2 separate regions of the Homo sapiens genome follow, and region 2 is linked to region 1. The links are chromatin loops, found by intact Hi-C in ENCODE. Cell type or tissue: dorsolateral prefrontal cortex. All regions are shown on one strand. Links, peaks and the distances in the headings refer to the core of each region. The heading gives the core; the rest is flanking DNA. Region 1 overlaps LRRC4C (leucine rich repeat containing 4C). Region 2 overlaps LRRC4C (leucine rich repeat containing 4C).

Region 1 (9,382 bases), core at 692-8,691:
CTAGGGTTCTAATTCTGTTCTCATCTTATTACATTACGTTAACATTCTTAGGATAAATGGTGGTGACAATGACAGTATTCTCCTTGGTTATGAGGATTGAGATTATACAGGGAAACCCCCAAATAGTCCATAAGTATTATTAGCAGTAACAGTTAAAGAAGATGGAAAAACCTGAGGTCTATGTCTGTTTGTCTTCTCTCTGATACACTAAGATCCTCAGGCTTTGGAGCAAGGGATTCAAAACTGTGTCCTTGCAAAGCCTACATTAGCTAAATTTTGCATGTCAAAGTGGTAGGGCCTGGGGCACTCAAAGGGCATTTGAAAATAGCAGAATAATTCTAAAGCAAGTGGTTAAGGTCACAGTAGATACAGGAGGAAAGCTGTGAGCAAAGTTACAGCTCTTCAAGGTGATTTTTTTGAGCTTTCAGAGGATGCTGCAAGAGCCCTAACAGAAAATGAAGGAGGCTTTTTGTAGGTCACTCTTGTGTTGGAATATTAGACTTTTTTGATTAATTTTAGAACTCCGCAACCCAACATTTTGAAATTTTTCAGAAGATATCCTATGTGTTTTGAGTTGAGGCTGCCTGTGAGAAACAGCTTTTTCTAAAACACTGAGCAATTCAGTTTGGCATTTCAATCTGTCTCCTCTTACATTTGTATTAGAAAAAGCCAACCTGGTGGAAATGTTGATTCTCAGACTTGAGAGTAGTTAAAAAAATAAATCTTTTGTTCACTTTCTTTTAGAAATGTTTCCTTGTTCTCATCTGAAGTGTGTGGGAAGCCCTACCTAATCTTTAGCATTTTTATGAAATTGTCATAAAAAGCTTTTCTATGTTGTATATAAATTCTTATCTCAATTGGAAGTTGAAGGGGGTTAACGGTGATGGTTTTCCTTGACATATCTATAGTATACTACTTCAGTGTAGAAACACTGGCCAGCTAAGGAGTTTTTTTCTTAAAAAGCTTAGTAGTAAAATGCATGGTTTAGTGTTTCCAGTGCTAACTTGCTTGGTTTAAATTCTGCCTTTGACATTTACTATTAAATAGTTTAATTTCTCTAAGACTCAGATTACTCATCTGTAAAAGGAGGATAATAATAGAATCTACTTCACAGAGTTGTTATGAAAGTTAAGTTTGCTAATGTACTGGAAACCCTTGGAGTACTCCTGGGTCCATAGCAAGCATCACTTAAGTGTTAGGAATTCCTGAAGGTTATTATAAGTTTTTTTTGTTTGTTGTTTGTTTGTTTTTCTTTTTGCCAAACCCACTGAAGAGGCAGTAGTCTGAGAGTCTACTGGGAAAAACAAACAAACAAATTTATCTCTGAGCCACGTTTGTCCAAGTTTGAGGGTATTGACTCTGTGATTTAGAAGCTACAATCACTGGTAGCCTTTGTTAACTCATTTCTAAAAGGGGGAAAATCTGATATCTCCTTTGTTTATCTGGTATAATGGTTCAGTACAATGACCTTCTACAAGCCACTGCTGTCTCCTGCCTTGAAGATTTCAGGAGCCCCCAAGTTGGTGTTACAGTTTCCATTCTTACCCATTTAACAGCACATTCTCCATGCAATAATCAGAGAAAAATATAAATTGACTCATGCTATTGCCTTGCTTAATATGTTCATTGGTTTTCTATCATTTTTGAAATAAGTATCAATCTCATCATCATAGTTTATATAGCTCTGTATGATCTATCCATGTTTGAATCTCCAGCTTATCCCTAATCCCTACTCCTTTGTTCATTCTGTTCCAGTCACACTTACTTTTTTTATGTTCCTGGATCATCCCAAGCCCTTTCCCACCTCAGGGCCTTTGGATATATTCAGGGATTTTGTATACATTTACAATTACCAAACATTTTTACCTGGGATCTCCAAAGGGTTGGTGATCCTTTTTAGACTGTAAGTCTTTATTCAAAATCATCTCCTCAAAAAAACCACTTCTTACTATCTCATCTAAAGTGGGCAACACTCCAGGATGATCTGCCTCATATCTCACCCCTTTAATACATGTCAAACCTTACAATCATCTTGTTTATGTATCTGGTTACTTGTGTATTGCTTCTCTTCACTGACATTTTGAAGGTACAATATTGTCCAAATTTTACATCATTATATTCCATAGTGCCTGGCACATAGTAAATGCTCAATGAATATCACTGGAAGAAAGAAAGAAAGAAAGGCAAAAAGGAAAAAAATGATAACATATAAGGAGCTCAATATATTTTAGCATTATTAAAGGAAATATAAATAAAGATTAAGCACAGAATGAAAAAGTTCTACTGACAGCCAGAGTCTGACTCTAGGAGTGGACTTCTTCAGAAGAAATATAGAGTTAGTCTTTTAAAGCCATGAGCCTGAGAACTGTTTCTTTCCCATAGGAAAAAAGCAGTGTCTCTATCTAAGTCATGTTGCCTGACTGACAATCTCTGGGCTTGTACATTAGGTAAGTGCTGGGCTGGCTGGTGACTGTTCACTGTGTAAGGATTTTAGCAGAAAGTTGCTTCTGCCACAATCATACCACACCCAAGAGGTTAACTGTTCAAAGCAAGATATGGTGCCCAGTCCAGATTATGCTGGTTTCAGTAGGCTGGTGCCAAGCTGAGATTTGTCAGGGCCATCTCTGCCTTATATATTTCATTATTTCCTCTGTCACTGAACAATAAAATGCTTGTGTGGATAATCTTAATTCCTTGCAGTATACATCATGGCTCTTCTATTTTTAGAAGGCCAGGATAATACTCTGTCTCCAAATCTGTTCTTGAAGGCTCTTGTCTTACTCAAATTGCTTTTCCTGTCTCCACCAGTTGGACACTCAAAAATATTATTTCAAGAGGACCTATTTTAGTTTTGCCATCTATAATCTGGAGAAAAAAAAATGAGGTCTTATTCTGATCTGACAATTGCATGTGGCTGTTTCACAAAGAGAAAGAAAAAGAAGAAAAAACAAGATGTGTCTGGTGAAATACCTTCTACTTTTCATAAACATCACCTGTCAGCGATTTTCCAGAAGACAGGCTCCCATAGGCTGTCTTAAAGGGCAGACATTTTGGGCTGTGAATGTTTTATATACAGATATCTTCTCTGCTCTAGTAACACTGATATTAAACTTTGATTGCTTACTTTATTCCAAACCATTCTAAAGACTGTCTATATATTAGGTCATTAGATGCTCACATTCCACAGATACAAAACAAAACAAAACTGAGGCACAGAGAGGTCAGTTGTGGTGTTCAAGGTAACCCACAAATTCGTAGAGCTAAGATTGTAATCAGACAATCTGGCTTCAGAACCTTTATATTTAACCACTATAATCTCTCTCAATGGCAGTAGCTAAGTCCACAGACTCTGGGTCTTAGAATGTGGGATGCAGGGACTCTTGCATGTATCAAAATAAAGTTTGCAATTTATTTTAAATGTTAGTCATCTAAAACCAATAGCTTTAGAAAAAAATTGCTTCCTCTTAACTTCCAAGAAAAATTTCAGGCTTATAATTATAATTCTACATTTAAAACGGTCCAGTATTTGAATTCTTGTTACCAAAGCAACTGCCTTCTCCTCAGCATCTTGGATGAGATTGTGAAAATGAAAGGATTTATATTCAGTATGGTCTAGATTTCTGTTATAGGGCCCTCAACAGAACCTTAGAATGAAATCTAAATAGACTGAATCATCCATTTTGTCTGTCCAAGTGTCTATTTCCTAGCCTCAAGAAAACAGGGTGAATGACAGATAAAACAGTAAATGTGGACTGAAGGAATAAGACCTTCCATGATGAACACAGCCCAAGAAACTGAAGAAAGAAATCAGTTTTTGACCGGGCACAGTGGCTCACGCCTGTTATCCCAGCACCTTGGGAGGCTGAGGCGGGTGGATCACCTGAGGTCAGGAGTTCAAGACCAGCCTGACCAACATGGTGAAACCCCGTCTCTACTAAAAATACAAAAATTAGCTGGATATGGTGGCACATGCCTGTAATCCCAGCTACTCAGGAGGTTGAGGCAGGAGAATCGCTTGGACCCGGGAGGCGGAGGTTGCAGAGAGCTGAGATCATGCCACTGCACTCTAGCCTGGGTGAAAGAGCGAGACTGTGTCTCAAAAAAAAAAAAAAATCGGTTTTCAAAGGGGTCTCTGAGAGACCTAGTTTATTGTTAAATAGTTGTTTGGGGAAATTTTGTCTTTATAGCATGAACTTGGCACTTCAAAATCCTTAATATTTGAAGAGAGGCTCATTCCAAAAGCATTAGAGCCAAAAAACACGGCAATGTCGGCTCTGTTATTTACAAGCAGAAGGATATTTAGCAAATCACTGAACCTCACTTGTGTTTTAACTAAAATGAGAATAAAAGAGTTTTCTTTATTTTAGGGCTCATGTAAAGATTCCTAAGATAATGTATGTAAAGTGATTTAGTGCTAGGTCTGATATATAGAGAATACTCAATAAATGACAGATAATAAAAGAGAATATTTATGTAGTTAATACAAAAAGAGCTTCAGGTTTGGGGTTAAACTTTGGATGGAGCAGCTGAATTAACTCCCCTTTTAAATTGATGAGCTGCTATTGATTCTATGTGGGTACATAATGCAGAGATGATGAGAAATCCAAATCATTTCCCGAAATCCTCCTCTGTGCATCAAACAGAAAAAGTTGAGTCAATGTTAGCAGAAACCCATTTGGACAAGACCATCTCTACTCTAAACTTAGTATTTGGGGGCTTTCCATCAGCCTACTAGTGCTGTCTAGTTTATCAGAGAGAAAATAAAGAACTGGACATTGTCCAGTCAAGGAAGAGCCGGTGTTCCAAAGAGGACATCAATAAGTTCTGGAGGTGGGGCAGGGAGTAAAATAATGAGGCATTACGAGTGAGGCAAGGAGGCTCCTAGGAGGACTGATGGTCAAAACTAAACTTTACTTTCCACTTTTCCCTAAAAACTACACTGCATTTGCTGGACTTGTGTGTGTGTGTGTGTGTGTGTGTTTGTGTGTGTGTATGTGTGTGTGTGTAGAGCAGCCAAAAGCATCCTGGGTGCTTGCAGAAATCCAGTTTAGAACTCCCCTAAAAATGCATGTAAGCAAACATAACCAATGTGGCTCATTTTTGTATAGATATTTTTGAATAACATTTTTCCAAAAAAATGCCAATGCTAAAATCTTTAAAAGAAAATCTATGTAAAATCTTCTGAGATGTTTATCACCTATTAAAGTGTCAAAAATATTATTTAGAATACCAAAGAAAGGGCTTCAGATCTTTAAATTTGTAAACAGGCAGATATTTGGTGGGGATGGGGAAGATTCCTCACAGATTCTCAGGAGACAATTCACACATCAGGAAAAACGGTAGCTTGGGCCACATCTTCAAAACTATGGTTTAACACTTTTCTTTAAAGACTCTGTTCTAGTAGTTTATTTTTCCTATAAAATAAATGAGCTTTGCTCCCACAGAAGTGAAATTAGAGCTACCAGGACCAAGGGTTTTGAAAACCTTGTAGAATGGGTATTTCTATCAGAACCTGAAGGGTTAAACCTAGAGCCGCCACTAGGTGTCACGTTGGGATTGGTTTTGGGAACACGAGCTCCCTAAACGTCTCCAAATAAGAAAAGGCACCTTCTAGGTTAATTTCAGCTACTGTTCAGTTTCTTTAAATAGAGACTCGTACACTGCACATGTCAAATCTTCAGAGTCTTTCCCTTTGTTTTACAGGTATTTACAACCATTTAAACTTTTCAACCCACCATACAGGCCTAGCAGGAGGTAGATTTTGAAATAGGGGAGGTGTGACAACAGGATCACATTGTAGGGAGGGAGAAGTCTCTTTTAGTCTTGTATCTCTTAAAATCTATTTAAGTTTCTCCATCTTAAAACATTGGAAATTAACATGCAAATTGAGAAATAATTTGGTGCCTGCTATATAAAATGCATACAAGTTTCATATGTGAAAATTCCAGATTTCCCACTAGGTTTTCTTCATCACATCTTCACATCTATTCACCCCCACTTCAGTGGACTGACTTCCCAGCTGAGTTCTACAACATTCTTCTCTCTGGGTCTGTTTAGATAACTTAGCAAATAAATTGACAAATACAGTGGTTCAAATTTGAGTGTTAATCATTTCACAATTTGCCAATTTCAAAAATACTGTTTTAAAAGAAAATAGTTTTTGGGGGGGCCATATTTTGGCCACAGAGAATAACAGTTCAGCACAGATAAACTCGATGACGGTAGAGAAAACACAGTGGTTTTAAGCTCAGGGAGTGGTGGGTACTCTATTCTAGAAATATTTTCACATAGCTACTTACTCCATCATCGGTAAAGCAAGTTTTATCTCTGTTTTTGCAGAAGTAGGTAGGTTAACATTACCTGAAAAAATTAAAATTTAAAAAAAAAGGATGCCAAAGAAACTTCCTATTTTCTGGAGAAGAACAAGTCTCTGCCTGAACCTCTAAAAGCAAAATAATAAGAAAAAAATGCAGAACCAGATAAAATTGTAGTCAGGTGCAGTAATGCAGACAGAAGTTGCTAGGATTTGAACACCTGTAGAAAGCCTTGGTAGACTAAAAGAAATAATGCCTTTTTACTTCCACAGCATTTTCTGATTTAAACCCATTTCAGAATAATTTATGTATATAGTCCTTTGTCAAAAAAGTATTTAGAACCTGCTGTCACCATTGTTTTGGGGACAAAAATACAACAATAAACAAGACCCAGATCAACATCATTCCAATCTCCACGAAGATTGCATTGTAACTGGTGAAGCATACATCAAAGAATTGAACAAATAAGTTAACTCATTTCAGAAGTGACATTACTACAAAGAGACTCAAGCAGGAATAAGGAACAGAGACACACAAGAAACAACATGGTTTTTTACATAATCTCTCATAAAAGTACATAGGACAATGAAATGAGCAAGGAGATTTAGGCTCACGAGCTGTATGATCTTGAGCAGGTCACAGAGGTTGGCTTATTCATGTTTAAGATGTTAAGATGTAAGGAATGTATATATTTTATCTGGGCTTTCTGAAAAGTCTCCATCACTTAGGGGGTGACTTTGTGGCTGAGATCAGAATTCTGAGGAGTCAGCCACAATATCTATGAAAACACTTTGCAGAAAGAAGGTCCAGCTAGTGTAAAATTTCCACATTTGGGACTCCCTTGGTGTCTTCTAGCAATCACAGAAACGCTGGCATGGCTGGAGTTTCATAAGCAATGGAGGAGGTAGGTGGGAGGAGATGCATTCACTGGGAAATATAAGAAATTAAATGCTCTAAGTGAAAATTTCTAGCAGATATCGCAGCCAAAGTGGGTGTTTGACACACCTATCTAAGAAGTCTACACTCTATATGAAATAAAATTAAAACTCTTTACCATAGCCTACAAAATCCTATACATTTTTGTATTCTTGGGTAAAGTATTGCACATGGAAGTGCTCAGAAATGCTCTATTCAATTAATTTGCAAGACTGCCCGGAAGAGGAATCATATTACAGAAAACTGTTAGTTTTTTCTTTCTTCCCTGACAGACCCACAGGAAGGCTGACACTCCCCGTTTTTGAATATTGTAGTGTGAGGATGGGATGCTTGGAGCTATACATTTTCTGATTATTAAAAATAAATCACCAAAAGCTGAGAATGTTGAAAATATTAAAATACCTTAGATCTTTGGAGACAGGATTTAAGAATTGAACAAACTCAGGAATACTCACCCCTTGAACTACTGTTTTGGAAATTACTAAGTGCCTTACTGTATAAACTGTTTCCTTGAGAATTTAGTATACTTTCACAGAGTGTATATATGATAGCTGATACAGTTGTCTTTTACACTGCTATAAAATCAATGCCATGCAAGGGCATAAAATCCATAGTTATTAAACACTGATTTGTTGAGTGAACTTATCAAGGCTTAATGCTTCAATAAACGAAGGCAACTAGTACCTTTCGCTTTTAGAACAGATTTTCTTATGTGGATAAAATAAATAAAACACCCGTTGAGACTGCTGAGTTCTAAATTTTGCTCAATACATAGTTCACTAACTGTTCAGTAAATATAGCATTCCCAGGAGACCTGCTTCTCCTCCTTATACTTATGTGAGATTGAAATACATGTTTGTCTTCTGGTTATTTCGCTGGGACTTCTACCGCTGTAAAGAAATCACACTTCTTACCAATATATCAGAAACTAGTGCAACTTAAAGAGGGCCACCGTGAAAATGGAGTGTCTTTCCCACAGACCAAAATTGAGTGTGTGTTTTTCTATTTCCCTCCATACTTTTTTTTCCTCTCCCCTCTATATTTCTTGTTCTTGTCAGAAGGGCTCATTTGGACAGAGGACCTGGGTGCATGTTCTCTTTTTGTTTGGATTCCAACTTGTCATTACATTCTCAAATGCTTACATCCCTCCTCAAAGCAAAAGCTGCATTTTACAGTCAAAGTTGTGTTTATTGACATTTTCTGAATCCTGAAAATATTGATATTGATAAAAGATACTTAAATACTTTCTTACTTTCACTTTCTGAAAAAAGGAGATAATTTTATTTATACCTAGAATTATGTTTTTAATCTAGGTAACTGCTATAATTATTCATAGTAATATAGGTTTCCACCATAATACATTTTTAAATAGGAACATAAAAAATCTTAGAGTGATATACAGGAAATGCATATATTTCATGGCTAGGGATCAGACAGCCACTGAATTGCATACAATGGAATAATAGTATGGTTTTAATGGTTCAAAAATCTATAGATTTATCCATAGCAAAAATTGTTTGTTCTTTATTTTTTGTCATAGATACTCCTAAGTAAATAATATACTTTAAAATAATATTTTAAATCCCACTTAGCTTTTTTTTATTCACAGAAGGTTTATATTTCTGTTTCTAAGTTAGAAAAAATCATGGAATAAACTTGAGTTTACAATGATGGTGATGGTGATAACAACAGGGGTGATGGCAGTGACGAGGAGGTAGTGGTGAATTTCATTGCTATTGATATCAGCTTTCATTTACTGAGCATTTTCCAGATGTCAGGCATTGTGATGAGCCATTTGCTTGCAATCTATTACCACCTTTCCATGATGTAGGCATTGTTTTTCCTATCTTACCATGCAAACTAAGACCCAAAATGACAATGTTATTTCCTTATTTTAAGGAGTTTGAGGAGAATAAATCTTGAGAGAAGTAACTTGGAAGAGGCCAGGAGAATAATGAATATCTGAAAATTCATCACCTATTAGGGAAAATGCAGAAGGAAGTATCTAATGTCAATGAAAAAAAATTCCATCTGTCTCTGGAGAAAAAATAATCTCTATCTCTATATTTTGCTAGTAAAGAATTTCAGAAGGTTCTGCAGATTCCCTTTAAAAGAGGTGCTGTTTGATGTTT
Region 2 (9,382 bases), core at 777-8,776, 910 kb after region 1:
CCCCAGCTCTTTACACTTCTGTAAAATTCTGACCATATTATCTCACCATTGATTGTAATTAGCATAGCTACTATCTATCCACATTCTTCCCCCAACCAAGTGGACAGTTCATTCATCTAGTCAATCAAAATTTATTAAGAGGTCAAAGGACCAGGCACTGTGTTAAGCAACATAGGTCCCAATACATGTTAAAATAACTAGTTCTTCATTTAATTGGCTCTTCAAATATTTTTCCCATTCATGCTAGCTATTTCAAGAACTATTTTTGTATTTAAACTATGAATCTTTTCCTATGCATTACAAATAGTTTTGTTCAATGTTGTGGTATCTTGTCATTGTACATATGGAACAGATTTTCCTTTTAATGTTTGTTCATTTAAACTTTTCTCTCATCTACTTTCCTTTTTCACAAGCTAGCTGGTACTAGAGAGGAGCTAGAATGGGTAACAAGAAAGGTGAGTGGCAGAGTCCACGCAGGAATCTGATAGTGGTCTCTCTAAAGTAATAAAGAGAAATAGGTACACTCTCTTTGGCACACATCTGTGAGCCATTCCTGAGACAGCATCAACAGGTGCTATCAGGAAAGTAAAGGTGACAGAGGAGTTAGTGATGACTTCCATAATGCTTGGCACGTAATTGAGGATCATTATGCATATGTTTAAATAAGTGACTGATTAGATGGTCACTAATGTGGACATTTTCTTTCCAGCAAACCCCAGTAATCACTAAGGACCTTTGTTATTCATAAGGGAGAGAAGTTGTAGTTGATTGCAATGATCACTCTGATTCTCCACTTGCTTTCGTTTTATACAACTTTGCAGTAACCTCCTGATATGGTCTGGCTCTGCATCCCCACCCAAATCTCATCTTGAATTGTAATCCAAATTGTAATTGCCATGTGTTGGGGGAGGGACCTCATGGGAGGTGATTGCATCATGGGAGCATTTCCCCCCATGCTCTTTTCAAAATAGTGAATGAGTTCTCAGGAGATCTGCTGATTTTGTAAGACAGTTTTCCCTGCTCTTGCTAGCTTTCTGCCACCTGCCACCATGTAAGACATGCTTCTTCCCCTTCTGCCATAATTGTAAGTTTCCTGAGGCCTCCCCAGCCATGTGGAACTGTGAGTCAATTAAACCTATTTTCTTTATAAATTAGCCTGTCTTGGGTATATCTTTATAGCAATGTGAAAACAGACTAATACACTTCCCCTTGAAGGTGGAATGACCTGCCCTATTCCCTGACAATGGGCTCAACTAAGTGATTTTCTTTGGCCAGTGGGAAGTTAGCTGATACTATTCACACAGAAGCCTGAAAAGGTACTCATGATCTTCTGCTTGCTCTATTGGATTTCTGCCATTGCCAAGAAATATGCTTGGTCCAAGCTGAAGAAGAGAGAGAGAGATGCATGTGGGGTGGAGCCCAGTTGCACCAGTGACTATAGCTGAGACCATTCTAGATCAGCAAGCAGTTAACTCAGCCACTAGATCAAAAAGATCAAAAAGAGCCACTTAACCAATTTCTGACCAGCCTTTAGAGTCATGAGAAATAATAAATGATTGTTGTTTTCAGCTATTAAGATTTCAAATGGTTTATTATGCACTCATTGCTAACTGATTCAAAAGTTATACTTCATTGCTGAAATCATCTTATTTGGTGGCATCTTCTCTTAGCTTTTCTATTTTAATAATTATGACAAGTATCTCATCTTTTTACAATTTTGTGCACCACAGTGAAAAGAATAGTCGGTAAGAGACCAAAAAATGTAGGTCTTTCCATTTCCTAAGAGCATTATCTTAGACGTTTATTCACTCAACGGTGTACAAAGCATTAGAAATACAGACAATGCTCTTGTGAAATCAATTATGGTTTGGAGGTTGGGGGGGACATAGACATGAGCAAATCATTTCTATCCATCACAATAAGTAATAGTAGGAAATATGTATTATAACCACAACCTCTGAGATGAAATAACCTGAGTTACAATCTTGCCTCTATCACTTCCTAGCTAGGTTCCCTTATTTAACCTCAAGTCCAATTTCATCAATGGCACCTACTTCATAAGATTGTTGGAAGGATTACATGAGTTGAAATCTGTAACATACATAGAGACAGGCTTGGCACTCGCAAGCTTTCATTAAATGCTAGTTATTAAAACAAATGTTAAAAAGTATGAGAGAACAAAAAATAAGACTATATGGGATGAGGGCTGAGTGGAGGAGTAGCCATCATGGGTCGGCGGGGGACCTTGAAAAAAAAGCAGAAATTTGCACATCAGTATTTAGGACTTTAGGACCTTTTATCTATATTTCAAGAAATAAAGAATAGAGGATTATTAGGATATCATCTAGTTCCAAAATACAATATCTATAGAATATTATCTAATGTAACATGTTTAGTAAACTCCTGCTGAGTATTGAATTTTAAATTCAAAGTAGTTTTGAAAAAATAAGTTGTTTTAATGAAATTAATTCACATGTCATTACGTGTGACTATACAGGCAAGCTTGATACGATTATCCCGGAGGATATTCTGGTCCCTATGTAATACTATTGGAAGTGAAAAGAGAATATTTATTTCCAGGATTTATAACACAGCATAAAGACACAAACTTTAAGTATGTATTGTGCTTCAATAGAGTTGCCTACAGCTTGTTAAATCCAATTAATAAACACAATAGACACATTCACTTTTTTATTTTTAAGCAAAGTTACTGAATTTGTTCTATTTGCTATTTTGTATTTCTGATTACAAGATGCTGTCCCCTGCTGTTTGCTAATGATTACACCAGCTATAGTCACGAACATACAGTGAAATAAGATAACAGTTTTGTTTAATGTCTCACATCTACAAATCAGAGAAGAACAAAAGTAGAAATCTGCATGTCCGTAGAACAAATCTAGCATGCTAGCACTGTGCCTCCTCTTCTCCCAAGTCATGTCATTTCAATAAGCATTTTGTCCTCTCCATGCTTTTGGTAACTAGATGGGCTAATGGGAAGGGTGGTGGTGTAATATTATTTCTTCTGAAAGAGCTTTTATAGAAATTTTTACTTGAACACATACTCTGTCATTGTTAATAGTACCTGGCAACCTCTACTGCATAAATATCTATAATTATGTTTTTTTTCAGCAACAATTTGGTTTGCATGTGTACTTTCATGACAGTTAGCTTGTTTACTACTTATTCCAATTCTTTTTGGGTGAGGTCATTCAGTGACAAATGTGGTATTGCCATCCTCTGAAAGGGTTACAAATTCATGCCTGGCATTCAGGGCAGAAAATGACAGCCTGCATGCTGATAATTGATATACAGCTGTTCCCCATGTTACCAAAACCTTAATGTTATCGCAAAACTGGAAGAACTGGCATTGAGTAGATCTGGGTTCAAATTTTGGCTGTGTCATTTACCAAGTTTGTGATTTTAAGCTTCATTTTTTCCATCTTCAAAATCTCTCAGGGTGTTGTTTTGAGTACTAAATAAGGTGATATATATGAGAAAAGTGTAACAAAAAACCATGCCATATGGATGCTCAATAATGACTGGTTCAATCTAAATCTAAAAATGAAAGCCATGTGACGAATTCAAGGTCATATAGTGTGAATGAGTCAATGATGTGGGTAAAGATACTGTAGCTGCTGAAGGGGAAGGTTAACAGGAAAGAGAAGCTGTTCCTTTTTCCATTTTGGCCAAATAGCACTTACCTGTCCCTGCTGCTTTGCCTAATAGATTAATTCATTCTGATAGTATTAAAGATGTCTGGTAGAGAGCTAATAATCAGCTCTGAAAAAAACAAATCATTGGCCTTCCTTTGCTGTCAAAATCCCTAAAAAGAAAATTTTCATTTCAAATGGCTTCTAGCTTACTTCAGAATCAGAGGATAGACTCCTTTGAAGCTATCTAGTGCAGCTAGTGAATGTACTTTTTAATCGTTTATTAGTGGATAAACTATAATTAGCATATAAGGGTAAGAGCTTCAAAACACAAATTAAAGTCAACTGCCCACTAGTGTTTTGAATCAATCAATACAGCATTCACTTAAAAATAGAAGCAATGCCATTAACCCTCGAGAAATTCACATTTTCATGTAATTCATAACATCAAAGCTCTCCAAAAAGATGGGGAAATTACAATAAATCACAATCCATGTGTAAGGAAAAGTCTTTCCTCTTGCATGTACTGACATCTGAGATGCACGTTACAGCATGCTCTCAGTATGCAAAGAACATTACAGATGAAATTTTTTTAACTCAAACAAGGAAATACCGTGGAGTATAATGGGAACAGAAGAGGAAAAAAATAGCATTTTGTATAAACTTAGATATGTCTCTGATGTTCTCTTAATAAATCTTTTCTCCTTTCTGTTTGATGCTACCTTCCGTTATGATTTACTCACTTTCTTTAAAACTGTTTTTAAACCAAGTACATATTCTGTTCTCTCAAAAATAAAGAAAATCAGTGCAAAGATCATCACTTAGGGCATACAAAACAGAGGAACATTTATTTAATCTATTCCATATATATATATATAGTACTGTTTAAATTATCATTCCTAATTTTATTGATTCCTATCTCAAGGTTACATACATAAATGACATAAAGTGAATGCCCATAGATTAACTGAAAGGGCCTTATGAAAATTATACATTGGAGAAAGAAACCAATGTAAACATAATATTAATAGCATTATTTTGTTGGCCCAGTCCCTCTAAGGAGACCCAGTGAATTTGAAATGTGCCAACTATTTCTCTAACACGAGTTAATGGAAAAGTCCACATCCTGGAGCAGGGGATGTTGGAATTGAGTTGTCAAGCTGTCCTGGATGTCTTGTACAAACTGAACAGGCCAATTTACTGCAACACTGCATAGGCTGAAGGCTACTATCTCGCCTTTACAGTTGCTTCCTCCTGGTAAGATTATCCTGCTCGACCGCAGCCTCCCTCCCGAGTAGCTTTTAAGCTACTCTGGATTCTTTCTGATGAGCCTATTCTTTTTTTTTATTTATTTATTTTTATTATTTATTTGAGACGGAGTCTTGCTCTTGTCTCCCAGGCTGGAGTGCAATGGCCCAATCTCGGCTCACTGCAACCTCCGTCTCCCGGGTTCAAGCAATTATCCTGCCTCAGTCTCCCGAGTAGCTGGGATTACAGACGCGCGCCATCGCTCCCGGCTAATTTTTGTATTTTTAGTAGGGACGGGGTTTCACAATGTTGGGCAGGTTGGTCTCGATCTCCTGACCTCATGATCCGCCCACCTTGGCCTCCCAAAGGGCTGGGATTACAGGCGTGAGACACCGCGCCCGGCTAAGCAATAGTACTGTGTTAATCCTCAGCTTGGGACCAGTGTGCTTGACTGGGAGAGGCTCTTAACCTGCAACCTGAAAGCAACAGCTTTGTGTGTTTGGTGATAATTTTGAATCTTAGTGGTGATTTGATTTTAATGTCTTCCTCTTTGTAGCTCAAAACTCCTGGATTTCTGGATGAAAACAGGCAAGCTTTTTGAAAAAACTGACTTCTCCCACACAGCCTGAACCTCCCAGCGTGGGGGTTGCTTTTAGACTCAGCTGTTCTGGCTCTGCCCTCCAGGTGGCAGCAGAGCCACATCTCTGAAGCTCCAATCCCCTCTTCCCTGACTTCAAGTGTTAATGCAATTGACCAATCAGTGCTAAGATGATGGGAGGTAATTGGGTAATTGTATTTTACTGATCACAAGCAGAGAAAGGGAAAGGAAAAGGGGAAAGAAAGAGGGGCAGAGGAGGGAAGGCGACTGCAGTCCGAAAGGAGCTTTTGGAAGCTAGGACCCTAAGCGTCAGGACGTGGCATTGGTCGAGAGAAAGCCTGGGCTGGCAAGAGCTGCCGCCGGTGCTGGGAGAGCATTTATTTGGGAGAAAAAGAGGGGAGAGAGCAGAGGGAGGGGGAGGAAGAGAGTTCAAACCGAAGTGGATGGAAGGGGACTGGGGTTTCTGCCGCGCAGGGAGCCGTGAGCCAGGGCGATGGCGCTAAGGGCGGCGCGGAGCAGCTGCGCTCCCGAGAACGCGTCTCCTCGCAGAGGACTAGCAGACATCGGGAAGGTCTGCGCCAACGGGAACCAACTTGTGGCTCCAAAATGTACCCAACGCAGCTGGAAATGAGATCAAAGCTGCAGTTGCATTTGAGAAGGATGAGAAGAGCCAGCGATTAGGGAATTTTTTTTTTACCCGTTTTCTTCCTTTTTCTTTTTTTCTTCTTTTTCTTTTTTTCTTTCTTTTTTCGTGTGTGTTTTTTTTAATTTGCCTACCACCCTGTCTGTCCCCTCACTTCGCCCTCCCCATTTGAAATAAAAGCCCCAGTCTCAACTTCCATCACCTCGGCGCTCCCGGAGCCACTACCGGCTGATGGAGGAGAAGGGGACCCGGGGGCTGGCAGGGGCCACCGGCGAGGGACCGCATCCTGCGTCTCCCCCGTGATCCCGGCCCCGACCGCGGAGTTCTGCAACACCTGGAGGATCTGGACCGGGTGCTGGGGGTGGGGGCGGGGACAGAGGAAGGAAAGGCACCCCGAGCCTTAAAAAGAAAAAAAAAAAGTAGCGGGGGGAGGAATGGGTTTCTTCTTGACAGCTGACGGAGCCTTGAAATTTTCCTCCACTACCTCCGCCCCCGCCCCCGCCCCCGCCCCCCGCACTCCATTTAACGTGAGATTATGAAATTGCAGAGGCGGTGGAGGGAAGGAGACAGGATATAACCGGAGTTTGGAGGGGAGAGGGGAAGGTGGCTGGCCGGGTGGCTGAAATCAAAAATTCAATTGCGCACTGGGTTGTGATGAGAAATCTAATCAGATCTTTGGCGAAGGGGCCGGCCGGAAGGATGGAGAGTGGGGGGGAAGTTGCTCCCCAAATTCTTCGAAGGGGAGGCTGGGGAGAGGAATTGACCATGTAAAAGGAGACTTTTTTTTTTGGTGGTGGTGGCTGTTGGGTGCCTTGCAAAAATGAAGGATGCAGGACGCAGCTTTCTCCTGGAACCGAACGCAATGGATAAACTGATTGTGCAAGAGAGAAGGAAGAACGAAGCTTTTTCTTGTGAGCCCTGGATCTTAACACAAATGTGTATATGTGCACACAGGGAGCATTCAAGAATGAAATAAACCAGAGTTAGACCCGCGGGGGTTGGTGTGTTCTGACATAAATAAATAATCTTAAAGCAGCTGTTCCCCTCCCCCCCCCCAAAAAAAAGGATGATTGGAAATGAAGAACCGAGGATTCACAAAGAAAAAAGTATGTTCATTTTTCTCTATAAAGGAGAAAGTGAGCCAAGGAGATATTTTTGGAATGAAAAGTTTGGGGCTTTTTTAGTAAAGTAAAGAACTGGTGTGGTGGTGTTTTCTTTTCTTTTTGAATTTCCCACAAGAGGAGAGGAAATTAATAATACATCTGCAAAGAAATTTCAGAGAAGAAAAGTTGACCGCGGCAGATTGAGGCATTGATTGGGGGAGAGAAACCAGCAGAGCACAGTTGGATTTGTGCCTATGTTGACTAAAATTGACGGATAATTGCAGTTGGATTTTTCTTCATCAACCTCCTTTTTTTTTAATTTTTATTCCTTTTGGTATCAAGATCATGCGTTTTCTCTTGTTCTTAACCACCTGGATTTCCATCTGGATGTTGCTGTGATCAGTCTGAAATACAGTGAGTGACCCTTATTTTCTTATTTATTGGTGAAGAAAATGTCAGTTAATTTGGTGTTCTTGGTCTCTTTATCCTCTCTCCCCCTTTGGTGTTTTTTTTTAAAGAACTGGCTATTGGGGGCCAGAAAATAAGGGAATGGGTGGCCCACGCATTTGCTTCATCAGTCTCTGCTCTCTGATAAGCCAGTTTGCTATAAGGATGCAGGTTGACTGCATCCTGGGCAGACGCCTTTGCAAATGTTCACCAGGAAAAAAAAAAAAAGCTCCCCAAGAAAGCCGCTGCAGTGTCGGGTGCCAGTGCTGTGTGACTGACACTCCAGAATGCATTTAAGTTGTTTGTCAGCCCCGGAGTTAGATGCACAAATGTTTCGCTATTGGAAATCGAAGGGACTCAATTTAAATTTCATTATCCAACCTGACATTGCAGATCAACAGAATGTATTAACACAAAAATATGACAATAAACCAAGGCGATGAAGGGTGGCTTCTGGCTGGTGCGTGGGTGGAGGGAGAAAGGGTGGGTTTTTGGGCAAGGAAGCTGGTGGAGAGAAGTGGCTGTACTTTCCACAATCACTCTTGCATACATATGCCCAGATGTGGTCTTCAGATTACCCGGGTTCACACCAGTGCTAAAAATGAAACAAGGAGGACCTACTTCTCTCCAACTCCACCCCCTTCTAACTGAGGACTTCTTTGGATTACAGAGAGGCTGTGTATAGACTGTAGAGCAGTGGCTTGGGTTTTGCCAGAAACCTTTCCAACATCACCAGTTCACAGCTCCTCAGAAAAAGAAAGAAATCTAGTGTCCTGTGGTAACTTAGAAAAAGCAGCTGAAGAAGAGGTTGTGTTGAGCACTAATACTTCTCATGTGCCAGCTTTGTCTTGGAAAAAGAGGCCAATATAAAAAATAAAGCAGAAGGTGGAAAATGCTTAGAAAGTCTGAGCGCCTGTAGGATCACCTTCCCTCCTCCCCTATAGCTGCCAAAGTCATGGAGCTGGCCTTTTTTACAGAACTTTTCCCCTTCCCCCTTCGCTATTCCTCTCTGGGGCCTTCTATCAGAATCATAGACTCATATAACTTTCGAGCCAGAAGACTCTCCAGAGATCTCAAGTCAATAAAAAAAGGAAACTGAGGCCTAGAGAAGCTATAACTCTTTCATTAATGGCCAAACAGCATGAGACAGGTGACTCACACAAGCCTCAGAACGCCAGGCAAAAGTCAGTTTGGGATCCAAACTGGACAGGTATACATAGCCTGGCTACTCCTGTATTTTGGATGCCGTTTTATGAGTAAGGGTCAAAGGAAGGCACATTGGTCCTGAGAGCTTGAAATAAAACTTCTGCCAGTTTAGACCTCCAGGGTTACAAACTCCAACATTCATTTTCTCTCTTCCCTTCCTCCCTCTCTCCCTCTTCCTTTCCTCTTTTCCTTTCTATAGCATAGTTTAGGTAACCTTGGCTTGAATACCATTTAAAAAAAAATAAGATCGACAACTCTGACATATCCCAAAGGAGATGAAAGGCAGCACTCTCCTGGGTCCCTTCTTAGTGTTTAATCCTGTGAGTGGTGGTCCCCAGAGAGTCATTAAAGAACTGTAGAGTTAGATTTATATTAGAGAGGTGATAATATAAACCAGAAACACACAGCTGAAAGCATCTGAGCCTGTTCTTACACTCACATCATCTATTCTTATCCTTTTCATTACTCCTTAACTAAACTAGCCTAC

What was found. A loop is a pair of places that touch in the nucleus more often than their neighbours do. Peaks named below come from ENCODE experiments on the same cell type or tissue, not always from the same donor. Only the 100,000 strongest peaks of a DNase experiment are listed, where the experiment ranks them.
Region 2: it touches region 1 in a loop (3-fold over the local background); 13 of 110 quality-filtered maps call a loop at or near these places.

The regions. Positions count from the first base shown.
Region 1 is chr11:41,197,520-41,206,901 of GRCh38, reverse strand. The region is part of intron 1 of LRRC4C (leucine rich repeat containing 4C); the gene reads left to right. Among named protein-coding and RNA genes, the nearest start is that of LRRC4C, 260 kb to the left of the region's middle. In dorsolateral prefrontal cortex, for the core only: a CTCF peak has its summit at 5,532 (motif pointing right); a DNase peak (open chromatin) is centred at 5,541.
Region 2 is chr11:40,290,467-40,299,848 of GRCh38, reverse strand. The region is part of intron 4 of LRRC4C (leucine rich repeat containing 4C); the gene reads left to right. Among named protein-coding and RNA genes, the nearest start is that of LRRC4C, 1.2 Mb to the left of the region's middle. In dorsolateral prefrontal cortex, for the core only: a CTCF peak has its summit at 5,584 (motif pointing right); DNase peaks (open chromatin) are centred at 5,588, 6,018, 6,404, 7,922 and 2 weaker places; H3K4me3 peaks cover 3,337 bases; H3K27ac peaks cover 3,374 bases.